Linked DNA regions of Homo sapiens: region 2 is linked to region 1. The links are chromatin loops, found by intact Hi-C in ENCODE. Cell type or tissue: body of pancreas. All regions are shown on one strand. Each heading gives the region's core, and the rest is flanking DNA. Links, peaks and the distances in the headings are about the cores only.

Region 1 (8,329 bases), core at 295-8,294:
CATTCATAGATATCACAAAATATGTATATTTAATGCATTTCAAAATTTTAGTTCTAACCAATACAATTCTTTGGAGTTTACTTTTCCCGTTATAGAAATGGTACATTATAAATCACCTACCTGCGAGTCTCAATCTACTCTTGTTATTTTTCTATGTTCCGTTCTAGTATTTGCTTTAAGTGCATATTTAATTTGTAATTAAATATGTAATTATGAAATAGATATAATTTAGATTTCTCGTGTCATGTCATTTTTAGATGGGATTGGCCAATGGAAATCAGACAGTAATTACAGTGGTATGAAATTAGTCATAGCTTGCCTTAATTAATTTTTTGTTTATTTTTTTTTTTGAGGCAGAGTTTCGCTCTTGTCACCTGGGCTGTAGTGCAGTGGCATGATCTTGGCTCACTGCAACCTCCGCCTCCCAGGTTCAAGCAGTTCTCCTGCCTCAGACTCCCGAGTAGCTGTGATTACAGGAGTGTACCACCAAGCCTGGCTACTTTTTGCATTTTTAGTAGAGATAGGGTTTCACCATGTTGGCCAGGCTGGTCTCAAACTCCTGACCTCAGGTGATCCCCCTCCTCAGCCTCCCAAAGTGCTGGGATTACAGGCATGAGCCACCTCACCTGGCCTGCTTTAATTTAACACTCATTTGCTTTCACTTATTTACTCTTTGCAATAACTCAATCTGGAAGTTTGATCTTACAGATGAGAGGACTAAGGCATTGTAGAGGTAAAGAAGGCAATCCAAGGTCACACGGCCAGAACATTAGGGAATGTACCAGTGCAGTGGTGGGGAAAGTGAAAGCAAAGCGGAGACAGTTTACCAGGTGCCCACACACAGAGAAAACTTCCAACCAGTAAGGTGGGAGCATTTCCAAATCTAAGACAAATGAGACTACTAGATGCCAATTGGATTGCTCCTCCTAAGGAGAATCTGAGTGCATGGAAAATTATTTACGGACCATTGAAACCATTTTGGTGTGTGCTTTGGCAATAGCTCCTCCTGAAAAGCATGCAGCCGGCAGAAGATCTGGATACCACAGAGACTGAGATTCTACATGTGTTCAGAGACCGGAGTCCCTACCACAGAACCTGTGACCTGTGCTTCTAGGGTCTTCAAAGTCAATAAAAATCAGCAGGTGATTGAAGGAGAAGGAAAATAAAGCACAAGGGAGGTGATTTGGGGCTTTGTAGAAATGCCTCTGTTACCCATTTCTGGGGTTTTATTGCTGGAGCCTTGTACTCTTGGTGAGATCTCCTAAGGTGAAGTGTTGGATTTAAAACAGTCTGATAGGCCAGGCGCGGCGGCTCACACCTGTAATCCCAGCACTTTGGGAGGCCAAGGTGGGCGGCTCACTTGAAGTCAGAAGTTTGAGACCAGGCCAACATGGTAAAACCCCGTCTCCACTGAAAATAGAACAATTAGCTGGGCATGGTGGTGGGAGCTTGTAATCCCAGCTACTCGGGAGGCTAGGCAGGAGAATTGCTTGAACCCGGGAGGCAGAGGTTGCAGTGAGCCGAGACTGCACCACTGCACTCCAGCCTGAGCAAAACTCTGTCTCAAAAAATAAAATAAAATAAATAAACAAATAAATAAAACAGTCTGATAGGCCAGCCTGGTGGCACAGGCCTATAGTCCCAGTTACTTGGGAAGTGAGGAGGGAGGACTACTTGAGCCCAGGAGTTTGAGGCCGCAGTGAGCCGAGATCACACCACTGCACTCCAGCCTGGGTGACAGAGTGGAACCCTGTCTCAAAAAAACGAACAAAACAAAACAGTCTTGAGGTGCAAGCATAATTAAAATGGCATTGATATTGCTGCCGTTTTCTGAATGCCTGGCATGCAATGCTGGCTTTCCCAGTGCAACCCATTGCCTGTAGCAGCTTGGTCTACCCTGACCGCTGAGGGAATCTTCAGGCATGCTGGTACCATAACAGGTCAAGCCTTGCTTTGCCCCCTGCCTCTGTGAAAGAGAGGGCTCATCTTCTATCCTTTTGGCCTCCACCACACCTTGCAGAACTTTATGCCGAGCAGAGCAGATGTCATGGGTAGGAGCTGCTGATCTACTTGATGGTGACACAAAACTGCTGGGACCTGTGTTGAGAAACATGTTTTGGAGAGCAGCAGAGGCTGTCCAGGCATTACCTTTGCAAAGCCACTGGGCTGGCGCTAGGCTAGGACTTGCTTCATTGCTGGGTTCCTCCTGAGGAGCCCTCCTGTCACCCAGGCGCAGCCAAGCATCTCAGGAAGGCAGTGGCTATGGCAGACCAGCTTGCTTCATCAGGGCACTTTTTGCTGTAATAGCCACAATTATTTCCCAGAAAAAACATTTGTCACGGGAACCCCGTCACTTAGAGCTTTGTGTGTGCGCTTCATTGAGGGACTGGCCAGCACGTGCAGCAAGAACCTGGCTTTGCCTGACAGAGGCAGATGATATTAGGAGACTGTTGAAGACATAGGAAGCAAAGCTTCTCGAATGACACCAGTATTTGGAGACTGCTTCCTTTTGTGTCTCTTTGGGAAGTTTGATGCAGTGGATACTTGTGGATATCCCGGCATCTGTTCCCTCTTCCCTTTCCCCTTCCCAGCAGGCTCAGACTTCCAGTGGGGGTGTTGCTGGATGATTTAGGAACCAGGGATACCGAGGGGTTGAGGAGGATTTATTATTATTATTTAGGTGCATCGGCCCAGTCAGATTAACATTTTAAAAGACTGAGCCCCGAACAAAGAGTCAATCCCTTTGGGAAGTTTGATGCAGTGGACACTTGTGGATATCCCGGCATCCGTTCCCTCTTCCTTTTCCCCTTCCCAACAGGCTCAGACTTCCAGTGGGGGACTTCAGTGATTCCAGCTCTAAGCCCATCAAGGCATGCCAATTCTGTCTTCCGGGATGGGCATGTGAACAACTCTAGTCCATTCAGGGTGAATCTCAGGACTTTTGCGGGGATTTTGGAGCAAAGAACTTTCTGCTGCTTTTTTTTTGAAATGGAGTCTCGCTCTGTCGCCCAGGCTGGAGGGCAGTGGTGCGACCTCGGCTCACTGCGAGCTCCGCCTCCCGGGTTCACGCCATTCTCCTGCCTCAGCCTCCAGAGTAGCTGGGACTACAGGTGCCCGCCACCATGCCCGGCTAATTTATTGTATTTTTAGTAGAGACGGGGTTTCACCATGTTAGTCAGGATGGTCTCGATCTCCTGAACTCATGATCCGCCCTCCTCGGCCTCCCAAAGTGCTGGGATTACAGGCGTGAGCCACCGCGCCCGGCTCTGCTGCTTTTAAAAGGAGAGCATGCAGCCCCAGGTGTTCCTCTGGAGAACACAGGAGTCCAGGCCTGTACCCAGGATGCCACTCCCATGGGGAAGACAGCAGGGAGCCAAGGAAAGCAATGGGTCCTGGCAACATCATTGAGCTGTTGGATGAAGCCTTCCTGCGGACTTTTCTGTGATGTGGGCCTATACATTTCTTTTATTGTTTAAGCCAGTTTGAGTTGTGCTTTTCGTTTCTTGAAACTGAAACCATCCTAACTGGTACCCCTGGGATACCAGTCACTACTTCTCTCTGAGCTGTTGGATGGTCAGAGACAAAGCTCCAGCCCCTGGCATGGGGGAAACAACTTGGTAACAAAGGCTAGGCCCTTCTGAGAAGACAGAACTGAAATGCTGGCAGCCCTTGCTGTGGGCTCCTCGGGACAGGCCGCCCTGAGCTGCACATCCCAGTAGTTGCTGGAAGAGGTGGGACCGTCCCTTCCAGACATGAGGGGGACCGAAATTCCCTGTCCTGAGGGAGTGTACCATCAGTCATGCCCATTAGACATAACTGAGGCTTGAACGGTTAATTCCCTAGTGGGCTTTATTTAACTACTTGTGAAACAACGGAAGCCTAGATACCCTGTAAATAATCACAAAGATCCTGTCCTCCCATCCCCATTCTTTCTCCATCCTGACTTAGTAATACCAGCAGCTCAAAACACTGCCCCACTTCCTGTTTTTGTTTTCTGTAGCTCCTTCCCGCCAGGTTTACCAGATGACCCTGGAGATAGGCTTCCAGGTCCTATCAGGCGCCCTTTCTCCTATCAGCCTCAGGCAGCTATGCGCCTGCTGGTCCCACCCAATGTGCAACTCCCTGACTCGAAGGTGGGGCTCTCCCTTGCCCCAGATTCTGCGTGGGTCTCTCTTGTTGCATTCTCACCTGATAGCTCAAAAAGATTAACTGTCCTCTGTGGTGGATTAAAAAAAAGAAAGAGGTGGGGAGAGCAAGAACATAAACTGATTTAAAAGTTAATACAAAACTGCAATAATGCAAACAGTTTGGTGCTACTAGTCCAAGAATAGACATCAACTCATTGGAACAGAATAGAAAGGCCTGAAATAGACGCAAGGATATATGATATATGGGAATTTACTGTGTGGTAAAAGTGATATTTTAAATCACTGGGAAAAGGAAAGATTCTCAACTGTGGGTGGTTTTGTCTCCCTGGGAGCACTTAGCAATGTCTGGAGACATTTTTGGTTGTCACAACTGAGGGGATGCAACTGGAATCTGATAGAGGTCAGAGGCGCTGCTAAACATCCTACAGTGCAAGAATAGCCTCCCACAGCAAAGAATTACCCAGCCCAAAACGTCCCACAGTGTCACTGTGGTGAAGTCTTGGGATACATGAGATAGTGGGAACAACTGGCTAGCCATTTGGGAGAGGAAAACGAAGTTAGATTCTGAATCATACCACAACTTAAATAATTTCAAGTCAGGTAAAACCTAAATTTTAATAAGTGGAATCATTAATAAGATCCATAATAAATTTAGAAGAAAACACAGATAAGTTCATCCTTATGGTGTAAAGATTTTTCTAACCACACAAAGCACAAACGTAAAGGAAGTACTCAGAGGTTTAACTCAATAATCATAAAAAAACACTACGCAGACAATATAAAAGACTAATAAGAGCTGCAGCATGTGAGACAAGGAATTAATGTCCTTAATATGCAAAGAGCTCATAGAAATGAGAAGACAATAGACTTCAGAAGAAAAAATGGGCAAAGAAAAGGTAGGATGAGGAAAGTTATTAAAAACTAAGACATATGGTCAGTAACCCAGGAACAAGTTTCAGTTTTCTGCAGTAAGCACAGAAGGGGAAGTTTTACCTATTAAACTGGCAAAGATGAAGAAAATGATAGAACCCCAATTGTATTAGGAAGGGTTGAAGAAATGGGTACTCTCATGTATTGCTGGAGGGGTGGAAAGTTACAACATTTTGGAGAGCAGTTGTCAAAATCATAAATAGCCCGGTGGCTCACGCCTGTTTGTTTATCTGCATTGAGGGGTGGGAAGTGGAGGTAGCTGGAGTATCTGACTCTTTCAGATGAAAAACCTAAGACTTTTATTTTGGACAGGGATTTTTCAAGCCTCCTTCTGCCTGTGCCACATTCTGCAAGATTCAAGGAGAAGAGAACAGAAGAAATAGAGTTCTAATAACTCCATCCATCCAAGTAGCTCATTGCTGTACCAGTACTGTCCAGTAGGAACATAATATGAGCCCATATGTAACTGTAATTTCTCTAGAAGCCACATTTTAAAAAGAAACAGGCAAGCTGGGTAAGGTGGCTCATGCCTGTAATCCTAGCACTTTTGGAGGCTGAGGTGGGAGGATTGCTTGAGCCCAGGAGTTTGAGCCAGACTGGGCAACATAGAGAGACCCCATCTCCACAGAAAAATTAGCTGGGTACAGTGACATGCCTTTAGTCCTAGCTACTCAGGAGGCTGAGATGGGAGGATTGCTTGAGTCCAGGAGTTGGAGTTTGCAGTGAGCTATGATCATGTCATTGCGCTCCAGCCTGTGCGACAGAGTGAGACCCTGTCTCAAAAACAAACAAACAAACAAACAAAACAGATGAAATTAATTATTATTATTATTTGAGACCGAGTTTCGCTCTTGTTGCCCAGCCTGGAGTGTAATGGTGCCATCTTGGCTCACCGCAACCTCCGCCTCCTGGGTTCAAGCGATTCTCCTGCCTCAGCCTCCCGAGTAGCTGGGATTACAGGCATGCACCACCATGCCCAGTTAATTTTGCATTTTTAGTAGAGATGGGGTTTCACCATGTTGGTCAGGCTGGTCTTGAACTCCTGACCTCAGGTGATCCATCTGCCTTGGCCTCCCAAAGTGTTAGGATTACAGGCGTGAGCCACTGTGTCTGGCGAGAATTAATTTTAATAATATGTGCTTTAACCTAATATATCAAAAATGTTATTTCAACACATAAGCAACATAAAAATTACTGAGGGACTTGATAACAGTTTTTGGTACCGGCCTTGAAATCTGGTGCATATTTTCCACTTAGAGCACATGTGAATTGGGACTAGCCACACTTCCCGGGCTCATTAGCCACAGTGGTTAGTGCTTACCATAATGGACAGTGCAGCTGTAAGCCTGATGAGGTAGGCAGGGCTTATTTCCCCCTTTTACAGATGGAAAAAGAGGTTCAGAAACCTACAGGTGTTCCTTGGCTGAGCAGGAACCCAGGGCCCAAGCCTTCCTGCTCCCCACAGGCGGCTCCTCCCATTCTCTGACTTCCTTCCACAGCCTGAAGCACAGTCCTGGCCTCCTTGCAGCTCACAGGCAATTGGAGAGGCAGAACCAACTTCAGCTCCAGCGTAAGGACTACCGTGACTGCAGTGGAGCGGGGCTTACCAAGCAGGGAGGGGGCCGTGAAGGCGGGAGGAGACAAGGCCAAGTTATCTCTCAGCGTCAGAATGACTTTGGCTATGAGCTTCGTGTAGGCAGGGCTCCCCAACAAGCTGCTCAGGCAGCAGATCTCCTGAGACCTTCCTGAGGAGCCATCTGCCAGCACTTTTTCTTTTTGTTTTGTAAGACAGGGTCTCGCTCTGTTGCCAAGGCTGGGCTCAAGTCCACCTACCTCAGCTTCCAAGTAGTTGGGACTACAGGCGCACACCAGCATGCCCTACTAATTTTTATTTATTTATTGTTTTTTAGAGATGGGGTCTTACTATGTTGCCCAGGCTGGTCTCAAACTCCTGAGCTCAAGCAGTCCTCCCACCTTTGCCTCCCAAATTGCTGGGATTACAGGTGTGAACCACCATGCCTCGCCTACCTGCCAGCTTTCTATACGTTTAACTCGTGGTGTTTGTCTGCACACAGCATTTCATGTTTCCATGAGACTTGGCCCCTCCAGAGAGACTCAAAGTGCCCGGCAGAAAGAAGACAAGGCATCCATTAAAATAACAATGATAACATTCCCACAAATATGGTAGCAGCGCGTGTCTACCCAGGGCAAAGTAGTTCTACCATTGACAGTGCCGTATTTCTCCAGCATCCCCGGGAGGCAGGTTGGATGTGCATTATTTCCCATTTTGGGGGCCATTCTCCACTGCCCCCAGGCCCTGTGTTGGCCTTCTGGAGTAGCACTGACTGCCCTCACGCCAGGGTCCTGCTGTCCACTCGGGGTCTGCAGGCTGGTTTTCCCTGGAAATGGCTAACTCAGAGATTATTTGATGTGATCCATAAATTTAGGTGCTTTTTCTAACAAAAGTTTTATTACAATAAAAGTAAATCCAGAAAAATTTTTTTGAAAAGCAAATACTGGCCAATCACAAGCTCTTAGCTCTACAGACAAACGTGTAAGCTAAGGGATGGCGTGGCCATGGGTTATACGCGGAGGCTGTGCTGCTGAGCAAGCCAGGGGAGGGCTGAGAATGAAAAGACAACATCTGAGCCTGGCCCTGCCACTCAACATAGAGACTTCAAAGATGTCTCTGTGGATGTCGCAAAGAGCTAAATATGTTTTAGTTAATTTCAATGCTATAGCCAATTATATCTAACGATGTCAAACAGTACTAGTCAATGAATTAGATCTTTAAAGTGCTTTTCTGAATTGATGCACAATTTTACAGCATGACCTTGAGCCTGGATAAAATATGTTCCCTGCTTTGAACCTTGCTGTGAAGATCAACTGTATTAGTTTAAAGGAAAGTGCTCTGTAAACCAGGAGGTTACAACAAATACATATAGGTTGTTATTATGATTAATCATCCTCATTAATTTTTCTTTAACTTAGCTGCAACTGGTATTCATCTTCGTAGTTTTTGTGAGAATCTTCTCATCAAAAAGCCTCTGTAGTCCTTTCAAAAAAATTTCCCCCCCCCCCCCACAGGCCCTCAGTAACAGTTTTTGAGACAGGGTCTGTCTGTCGCCCAGCGGGGAGTGCAGTGGTGCAATCTCAGCTCACTGCAACCTCTGCCTCCCTGGCTCAAGCAATCCTCCCGCCTTAGCCTCCCGGGTAGCTGGGACCACGGGCGTGCCCCACCATGTCTGGCT
Region 2 (8,329 bases), core at 187-8,186, 50 kb before region 1:
GGAAGAAGTCCACAATGAGGCTGGGGTGAGGTTGGTAAATTCCAGTCCCTAACTTTAGCCCTTAGACAGCTACATTTAGATATTGGATATTTGCCACCCCTTTCAATTACTGGGCTCCAAGAGATTACCTAGGAGAAGGCAGACTCTATATTCTGGATCTGCGACTAAAAAATGTTTTTGCACAAAACGTTTGCTCCTTTAGTTGTTTTTGCTTTTCTCTTTTGTCTCTACTTTCTAAGCCACTCCCTGTTTGCTGAGCTGAAAAGCAAGTTCTCAGCCCTGCTGTCTCTTTCTAAAGCCAGCTTGCCTGTAGCCCCCAGGGGTGAGGAGAGGTGTTAGAAGAAAACACTTCTCCCCTTCTGGGTCCCTTCCGCAGCTGGAGTTGGTGCACAGTGGGGATAATGAGAAAAAATAGGAAAGCAAAAAGGCTTTGTGGGAAAGGAAGGTGGCCACATACCAACGCTGGGTCTAGCTGGAGGGCAAGCAGGAAACATGAACAAAATGAAAACATGGAGAATTCCTATCAGACCACTGCTTCACGGCATCCTAAGTTTTAATCAGGACGAATGTTCAGATAAACCCAAAAAATCCTTGAAACGAGGACAAATGCAACATTTGGCCCTCAAGTCGCTGCCTCCCATTGTCATCCCCTTTTGAAACAACAAAAAATATCACACATGTCTGACCTGCCTGGCCAACATGGTGAAACCCTGCCTCTACTAAAAGTACAAAAATTAGCCGGGTATAGTGGCAGGTGCCTGTAATCCCAGCTACTCGGGAGAGGCTGAGGCAGCAGAATTGCTTGAATCTGGAAGGCGGAGGTTGCAGTGAGCTGAGATTGTGCCACTGTGTGTGTGTGTGTGTGTGTGTGTGTGTGTGTGTGTGTGGTGTATACACACACACACACATATATATCTCCCACATCTCCCACAAGATAAAGTCAATATCTGGTCCGCTTTGATCGTTTCCTCCCTGTCATCATTGCCCCTGTGTCCCTCCTGGCACCTCTGCCCAAGCCTGGTCCAGCAGCCCCTTGCCCTGGATTCCCACACCAGGCTACAGCTGTCCATCCACGCCCCCATCCCCTCCGAGAACACGCTTCCTCCTGCAGCCCGCTTCAGGACCAGCCCACACACCACCTCCTCCAGGGGCACTGGGGTTCCTGGAAGGTGCTGGCTCCTCCTCCCAACTCCAGGCACCCTGACGCCACTTTGTCAGTGTGGTTTTCACATCCTGTCCTAGCGGTATGTTTGTCTTTTCGCCCCCAGATTCACAGCTTCCTAAGTGAAGGAGCCAAGTCTTGCTCTTTTCTTTACCCTAGAACAAGATACAGTTTCTGATCATACTTAATATTTGATGAACAGATGTTTTCCTTTAAACGTTTAAAGTTTAACTTTTAAAATCTCAGTAAGAAATACATCTGACATTACCACCCAGACTCATACACACATGTCACTGAATCAAAAGTTTCATGAAATAATACTTACTCTGTTGGATGCACTCTGATATTTTCTTTAATTTCATTTTTTAAAAAGTGCTTGTGGGGACTTGTAGGTGGAAAGCCATGGTCCTAAAGTGTACGGAGAAGCTGTCATTGCTAAAGTGAGAGAAGCTTTGCTTCCAAGCTAGGATCAGGTTAGGATTAAACTATAAACAGATGAGGGCTTCTGTTTGCTCTGATCTGCAGACTGAGAGAGTCTGGCCTCATTAAGAAACAGAAGCCAAGGCGGGGCTTACTGACGATGATGGACTTCAAGCTCCTAGGGCCTGCTCTTTGCAGCTTTCCTGTTCAGTACTTTATATCTTTCCTTCACTCCTTTAACATACCCATCCCTAACTCACAAAGATTCCCCAGACTCCACCTGGTACCCCAGCGATATTGTGTGCACAGCTCTACGATGGCTCTTGTCACACTGTACTGTAATGCAAATCTTTTTTAGGTGGCTAGCTCTTCAACTGAGCTGCTGGAGGGATCCCGGCCAGGGAAATGCTGGCCAAAAAGAGTGTGTGAATGGGAGGAGAGGAACTTTTGCATCTTGGGGTCTAGAGGTGCCCATCTCTTCCTTGTTGTTGCCTGGGCAGGGGGTCACCACTGGCTCTGGAGCCACAGCGGGGAAAGGCAGGCCAGGGTACACCGCGGTGGAGCAGAAGGGCAGGGAGCAGTGATGTAATTCAATTACAGAACTCGGTTATCCCTTCACTTTGTGTAGAAACGTCACCACTTAATAAATTTTTTTGTTTGTTTGTTTGAGACAGAGTCTCACTCTGTCACCCAGGCTGGAGTGCAGTGGCATGATCTCAGCTAGCTGCAGCCTCTGCCTCCCGGGTTCAAGCGATTCTCCTGCCTCAGCTGGAGAGTCCTACTCTCCTGAGTAGCTGGGACTACAGAGGTGCACCACCACACCCAGCTAATTTTTGTATTTTTAGTAGAGATGGGGTTTTACCATGTTGGCCAGGATGGTCTCGATTTTCTGACCTTGTGATTCGCCCACCTCGGCTTCCCAAAGTGCTGGGATTATAGGCATGAGCCATCGCGCCTGGCCACCACTTAAGAAATTAATAGTCCCAGCTACTTGGGAGGCTGACGCAGGAGAATCACTTGAATCTAGGAGGCGGAGGTTGCAGCGAGCCAAGATCACACCACTGCACTCCAGCCTGGGTGACAGAGCGAGACTCTGTCTCAAAAAAAAAAAAAAGTAAGAAATTAAGAAAATAGGCTGAAGGTGGTGGCAAGTGCCTGTAATCATAGCTGCTAGGGAGACTGAGGCATGAGAATTACTTGAACCCAGGAGGCAGGGGTTGCAGTAAGCCGAGATCACGCCATTGCAGTCCAGCTTGGGTGACAGAGCGAGGATCCAACTCAAAAAAATAAATAAATAAATAAGCCGGGCATGGTTGCACATGCCTGCAGTCCCAGCTGCTTGGGAGGCTGAGGCAGGAGAATCACTTGAACCTGGGAGGAGGAGGTTGTAGTGAGCAGAGATAGTGCCACTACACTCCAGCCTGGGCGACAGAGCAAGAGTGTCTCAAAAAAAAGAAGAAGAAGAAACAAAACCAAACCAAAGAAAATGCATGACTGTTCCTCTTAATTATTTACCTAGCTCTGTTTTGTTACATATTGTAGTTGTAACCCATGAGCAATAGATAAAATGTCACTAGATAGAATGTTTGTGGCCGGGCACAGTGGCTCACTCCTGTAATCCCAGCACTTTGGGAGGCCGAGGCAGGCGGATCACCTGAGGTCAGGAGTTCAAGACCAGCCTGGCCAACATGGTGAAACCCCTGTCTCTACTAAAAATACAAAAAATTAGCCGGGTGTGGTGGCACGCACCTATAATCCCAGCTACTCGGGGGGGCTGAGGCAGGAGAATCGCTTGAACCTGGAAGGTGGAGGCTGCAGTGAGCTGAGATCGTGCCATTGCACTCCAGCCTGGGCAACAAGAGTGAAACGCCATCTAAAAAAAAAAAAGGTAACAAAAAACTCTCCCTCAAATTCGTGTTGATACCTAATTCCCAATGTGATAACATTTGGAGGTGCGGCCTTTGGGAGGTGATGCAGTCATGAGGGTGGAGACCTCATGAATGGGATTAGTGCCCTTATAAAAGAGACCACCAGAGAGCTTCCTCTCCCCTTCCTTCATCTGAGGACACAGTGAGAAGCCAGCTGTCTATGAACCAGAAAGCAGGCCCTCATCACACATTGATTCTGCTGGCGTTTTGATCTTGGACTTCCCAGCCTCCCTGTGAGAAATGAATTTCTGTTGCTTACAGGCCACCTGGTCTATAGTCCTCTGTTACAGCAGCCTGAATGAACCAAGACACCCATGTACACATTTACAAACAAAACAAGTACGGCCTAGCCCACATTCTCAGGAGCTTACAATTTTCCTTTAAGTAAAGTTACGTGGGAAGACCCTGAACTGTGGAGCAAAAAGGGCCTGCGTTGAGACTAGCTCTCCTGCTTGTCGTGCTGTGGTCTTGAGAAGCACCTGAACTCTTTGACCCCTTTCTCCTCATCTGTGGAATTAGGGTAACTATGCCATTCCCCAGGCTTGCTACCAGGAGGAGAATGCGGGGACAGACTTGGGAGCAGCTCACATTCCTGAAGAAGTTAACGTTCTAAGGTATGGTGGTGACAAGCCGGACCGGGCAGAATACATTCTTCCCGTGGTGAAACAGAGGAAAATAAAGCTGGACAGACAGTGAAGGGCCCTGTCATGGAAAGCTCCAGCCAGACAGAGCGGTCTGGAGTTTGTTTTGCAGGCAGTGGTCATGGGGAAAGGCTTTGTGAAACTCACGGTTCAGCGGCTGAGTCTCACCGCCTGTGTAGCTTGGGTGGGGTGGAGTGAGACTGGAGGCTGGGAAGCACCTGAGAGGTGTCAAGGGCTGCCGTGTGGACTTAGCCTGGGGCAGTGGGAGGGGTAGGGGTGGAAGGCAGGCCACAGGAGTGAAAATAGGGCCCCGGTTTCCAGGGCGTCGTTCCCCCTGCATCTTGCTCTCTGCCTTTCTCCTCTTGTCCTTCTGTCTCCACCCCTATCCCCATCTCCCAAATGCTTCAGAGCATAAAGGTGCTGCCCAGCCAAAATCACCCGCACAAACTCCAGGTAAACTTGGTCTGGGCAGCTTTGAGTGGGTCATGAGTGGAGGAAGGGCAGGCCCACTCTTTCCTTAGTATATGAGTGAGAAAAGCGACCGCTGGTTAGATCTCACAGGAAACCAGAGCCTTGTGGCAGCACCTGACTTCAGGTGCAGCACAGCCCACGGAGTGAGAAGCTGACACCTCTGTGCCTGCTGAGGCAGGCTGCTCCTTCTACACCAGGCCAGGGAAATCAGGTCACCCACTCCAACAGTCTGCCGGACGCTGGGGACTGACTGCTGCCTCTGGGGCATCCACCACAAAGGATTCATGGACTCACTGACAGGGCCAGGCACCTGGCTAAGGATCTCAAACTGGTGCGGCCCACGGGTCCATTCAATCTATAGATGGGTTTTGTGCGGCCAACACCGTCCTTCTTGTCTACCTGTTGTATATGCATTCTGGCCTTGCCCCTGAGTTTATGAATTTACCAACCCCACCTTAGCAGGGCATGAAGAAATGCAAAGGCGCTCCAGGAGCTTCTGATTTTGCTGGGAAAACAAAACAAGTATACAGGCAAAGAGGGAGGACAATGGCAGACCCAATGCATGGGGCAGTCATCTGCATTTCTGAGTTGAATTTAGAGAAGAGATCTTCTCCCACAGATGATAAAGGGGTGCATAGAGGTGAGGTGCACACGGCCTGGGGGAAGTCAGCCCTGGGATGAGCATGGGAGAGGGAGGTTCCCCAGTGGGGAAGGACACGAGGGTATGGACTGGAGAAAATCTGCATGGCTGGGCCCCATTCCACAAACAGAGGGCCCCGAGAGGTGTCTGCGTAAGGGAGTGATGATGAAGGCACATGGGGAGAGTGTACAGGACTGGGCCACCCAGGAATCAATAATCTGGAAAAGGTGGCAGAGTGGGGAGCTCTGATTCAGGAGAGGCACTGCTTTGGGAGAAATCTCAGAGGATGTAAAGACTGATGCCGTGTGGAAGTTGGATTCAAAGGACACCAGGCTTGAAGCTTCAGAGTATGTAAGAGAGGTGCAGCTCTGGTTATTGAAGCAGGGGAATCATGAGAGGGAGGTTGCTCAGGGTGGGAGGTGAGAAGCTGAGACATTTTGGTTTAAATGTTATATTTAACAGAAGAGATATGCAGCTTACATTGAGAGCTATGGGGCAGGACATGGAGGCCTGGTGGAAAAGTGCATGTGGAGGTGATGATTTAGGGCAGGGATGGATTCGGTGAAACCCCGAAAAAAATGTGGAGGGACAGATACTGGGGATAAGGAAAAAGGAAATTGTTGTGGAACTGGAGAGGTGGGGTGTACACAGGTGTCAGGGGAGAAGACAGTCCTAGGGAAGTGCTCTATTAGCATTACCAATTGCAGAGGTTTCAGAAAGAGTGCTGAGAAGAGGCTGGGGCGTCTGAAGCTAAGGGGCAACAAGATTTTCAGCAGGGGTGCGGAAACGGGCAATACCTTTCAGGGTAGAGGAGAGCAGGTGCAGGGGAAGGAAGGTGGACTGGTAGAGACTGCTATCTCAGGGAACAGGCAGTGGAAGTGATGGGTAGGAAGAAAAAGGAAGGCATAGATGTTTGGAGGCAAAAGGGAAGGAGACAGTGAGAAGGAAGTGCTGAATTTGCTGAGGACAAAGGAGAAAATGAGACAGAAAGAGGCAGATGAGGTGGACGGGGTAGACGGAGATGCTAATCTTGGATTTCACAACAGGCTGCATCCCCTATCCCTCCACTGTGTGCCAGGCCTACCAGCCTGCACCTGGCCCCAGTACCCCCAGGCCTTGGTCTTTATTCTTGTGGTTAGGCAGCATGGAAGTCAGGCAACTGGATGGACCAGGCATTCTCTGGGAATGGCCAAGGGTGTTCAAAGCCCAGGGCTGGGACCCAGAGCACCAGCAATTATTCCTTTTCCCGTTTGCTACTGATTCTTCTTTTCTTCCTTCATCATAGGGCCCATCAGAGCTGGTGGCTAGAAATCATCCAGAGGGCTGTAAACATTAGTGAGGCACTGAGTGGTCCCTGTTTCGGCCAAGGCATAAGCAGACAGATGGGAAGTGAAAGTGGGTAACCACTGAAAGGTGAGGGCGAGGGCTGGTTTCATCATCAGCGCCGCTGGCAACAAGAGCTATTAAGAGCCAGCCTTTGGCGAGACAGTAAGGAACTACAGATTTAAAATTCCTAGCAGCAAAGCTGTGTCTCTTCAGGGTTTGGTTACCCATGCTGATCCCATAACAACCACCATGCCAATGGCAGGGAACATCAACAAGCAAGGTGGTGACCATGAGGATGACCTTGCCACAAAACCAACCATACACCCCACACCCCTGGGGAAGGAGGCACCCACCAGCTGGGCCCTGTGGGGCTGTTCCAGAAAGTGCAGGTTGGGAGGAGGATGGAGTGAGGAAAGAGGCCAGGGTCTAAATGGAAAGGGCCAGTGAAAGGGAGAGACAGGCTTGTTAATCAATGACCACTACAGAGTTGGAAAGAGAAGGCAAAGAAAATGCCTCACTGCTGAGGATCAGCGTCCAAAGATTTCATTCTACTGAGAGTTAAAGAGATGCCAAAGCCGGGATTAATGTTGGCAAAGGAGATATGGATGGGCCATGACACCACCAGCCATATGTAATCAGAAGGGGATCAAAAAACATCCCCAGCCTTGAAATTGGCATTTTCTCTTATGTGCTGGGTGGACATTTGGCAATATCATATAAAATGAAAATATTTGCATAGCCCATGACCCAGAGAGTCCACTTGCATAAGGACGTGCTTTATAATGGTCTATTCCACTGCAGATAATAAAAGAAGGCGTGCAAGAAGATCTATATGCAGTGACGTGCAAAGGTATCAAGAACAAGTTGCGAAACCCCATGGTATGATTTCATCTGATTAAAAGAAAAAAGGTATACACTATATATTATAGTGAAAATACCTATGTGTGTGTGTGTGTGTGTGTGTGTGTGTGTATTACAAGTAATGATTAAAAGTAGTTATGTCGGGGGGTTAGACTAGAAAGTTGAGATTCTAAGGAGGAGCATTTTTCACTTGATATTCTTCTCTATGGTATAGTTTTTACATGAGCTTTTTTTTTTTTTTTTTTTTTTTTAGACAGAGGAGTCTCATTTTGTCTCCCAGGCTGGAGTGCAATGATGTGATCTCAGCTCACTGCAACTTCCATTTCCCAGGTTCAAGAGATTTTCATGCCTCAGCTTCCTGGGTAGTTGGGATTACAGGCATGCTCGGCTAATTTTTTTTTTTTTTTGATACCGAGTTTCGCTCTCGTTACCCAGGCTAGAGTGCAATGGTGTGGTCTTGGCTCAATGCAACCTCTGCCTCCCGAGTTCAAGCAATTCTCCTGCCTCAGACTCCCTGAGTAGCTGAGATTACAGGCATGCTCCACTATGTCTGGCTAATTTTTCGTATTTTTAGTAGAGACGGGGTTTCTCCATGTTGGCCAGACTGGTCTTGAACTACTGACCTCAGGTGATCCACTCGCCTCGGCCTCCCAAAGTGCTGGGATTACAGGCATGAGCCACTGCACCCAGCGAGCATGTATTATTTTTATAATAATTTTTAAAAATCTTGAGCTCCTCTTGCCCTAAACTATTTCCCCTATTAGTCTGGTTGTTTCGGTGCCCATATATTATGAAATAATCAGAATACAAGTCTGATAAATATGAATTCTAGTGGGGACAATGGAATAGGGTATTTGCAATTGAAGTCACTGCATGAAGT

What was found. A loop is a pair of places that touch in the nucleus more often than their neighbours do. Peaks named below come from ENCODE experiments on the same cell type or tissue, not always from the same donor. Only the 100,000 strongest peaks of a DNase experiment are listed, where the experiment ranks them.
Region 2: it touches region 1 in a loop (1.9-fold over the local background); 77 of 110 quality-filtered maps call a loop at or near these places.

What each region holds. Positions count from the first base shown.
Region 1 is chr2:112,680,008-112,688,336 of GRCh38, forward strand. LOC102724955 (a long non-coding RNA gene) reads left to right here. Exons shown (of 4, transcript XR_001739643.2): 4 at 1,001-1,129. Among named protein-coding and RNA genes, the nearest start is that of NT5DC4, 37 kb to the right of the region's middle. In body of pancreas, for the core only: no CTCF peak of the experiment used is centred there; no DNase peak of the experiment used is centred there.
Region 2 is chr2:112,630,074-112,638,402 of GRCh38, forward strand. LOC107985934 (a long non-coding RNA gene) reads left to right here and starts at 3,221. Exons shown (of 2, transcript XR_001739642.2): 1 at 3,221-7,497. RefSeq lists an enhancer at 577-1,094. In body of pancreas, for the core only: no CTCF peak of the experiment used is centred there; no DNase peak of the experiment used is centred there; H3K27ac peaks cover 244 bases.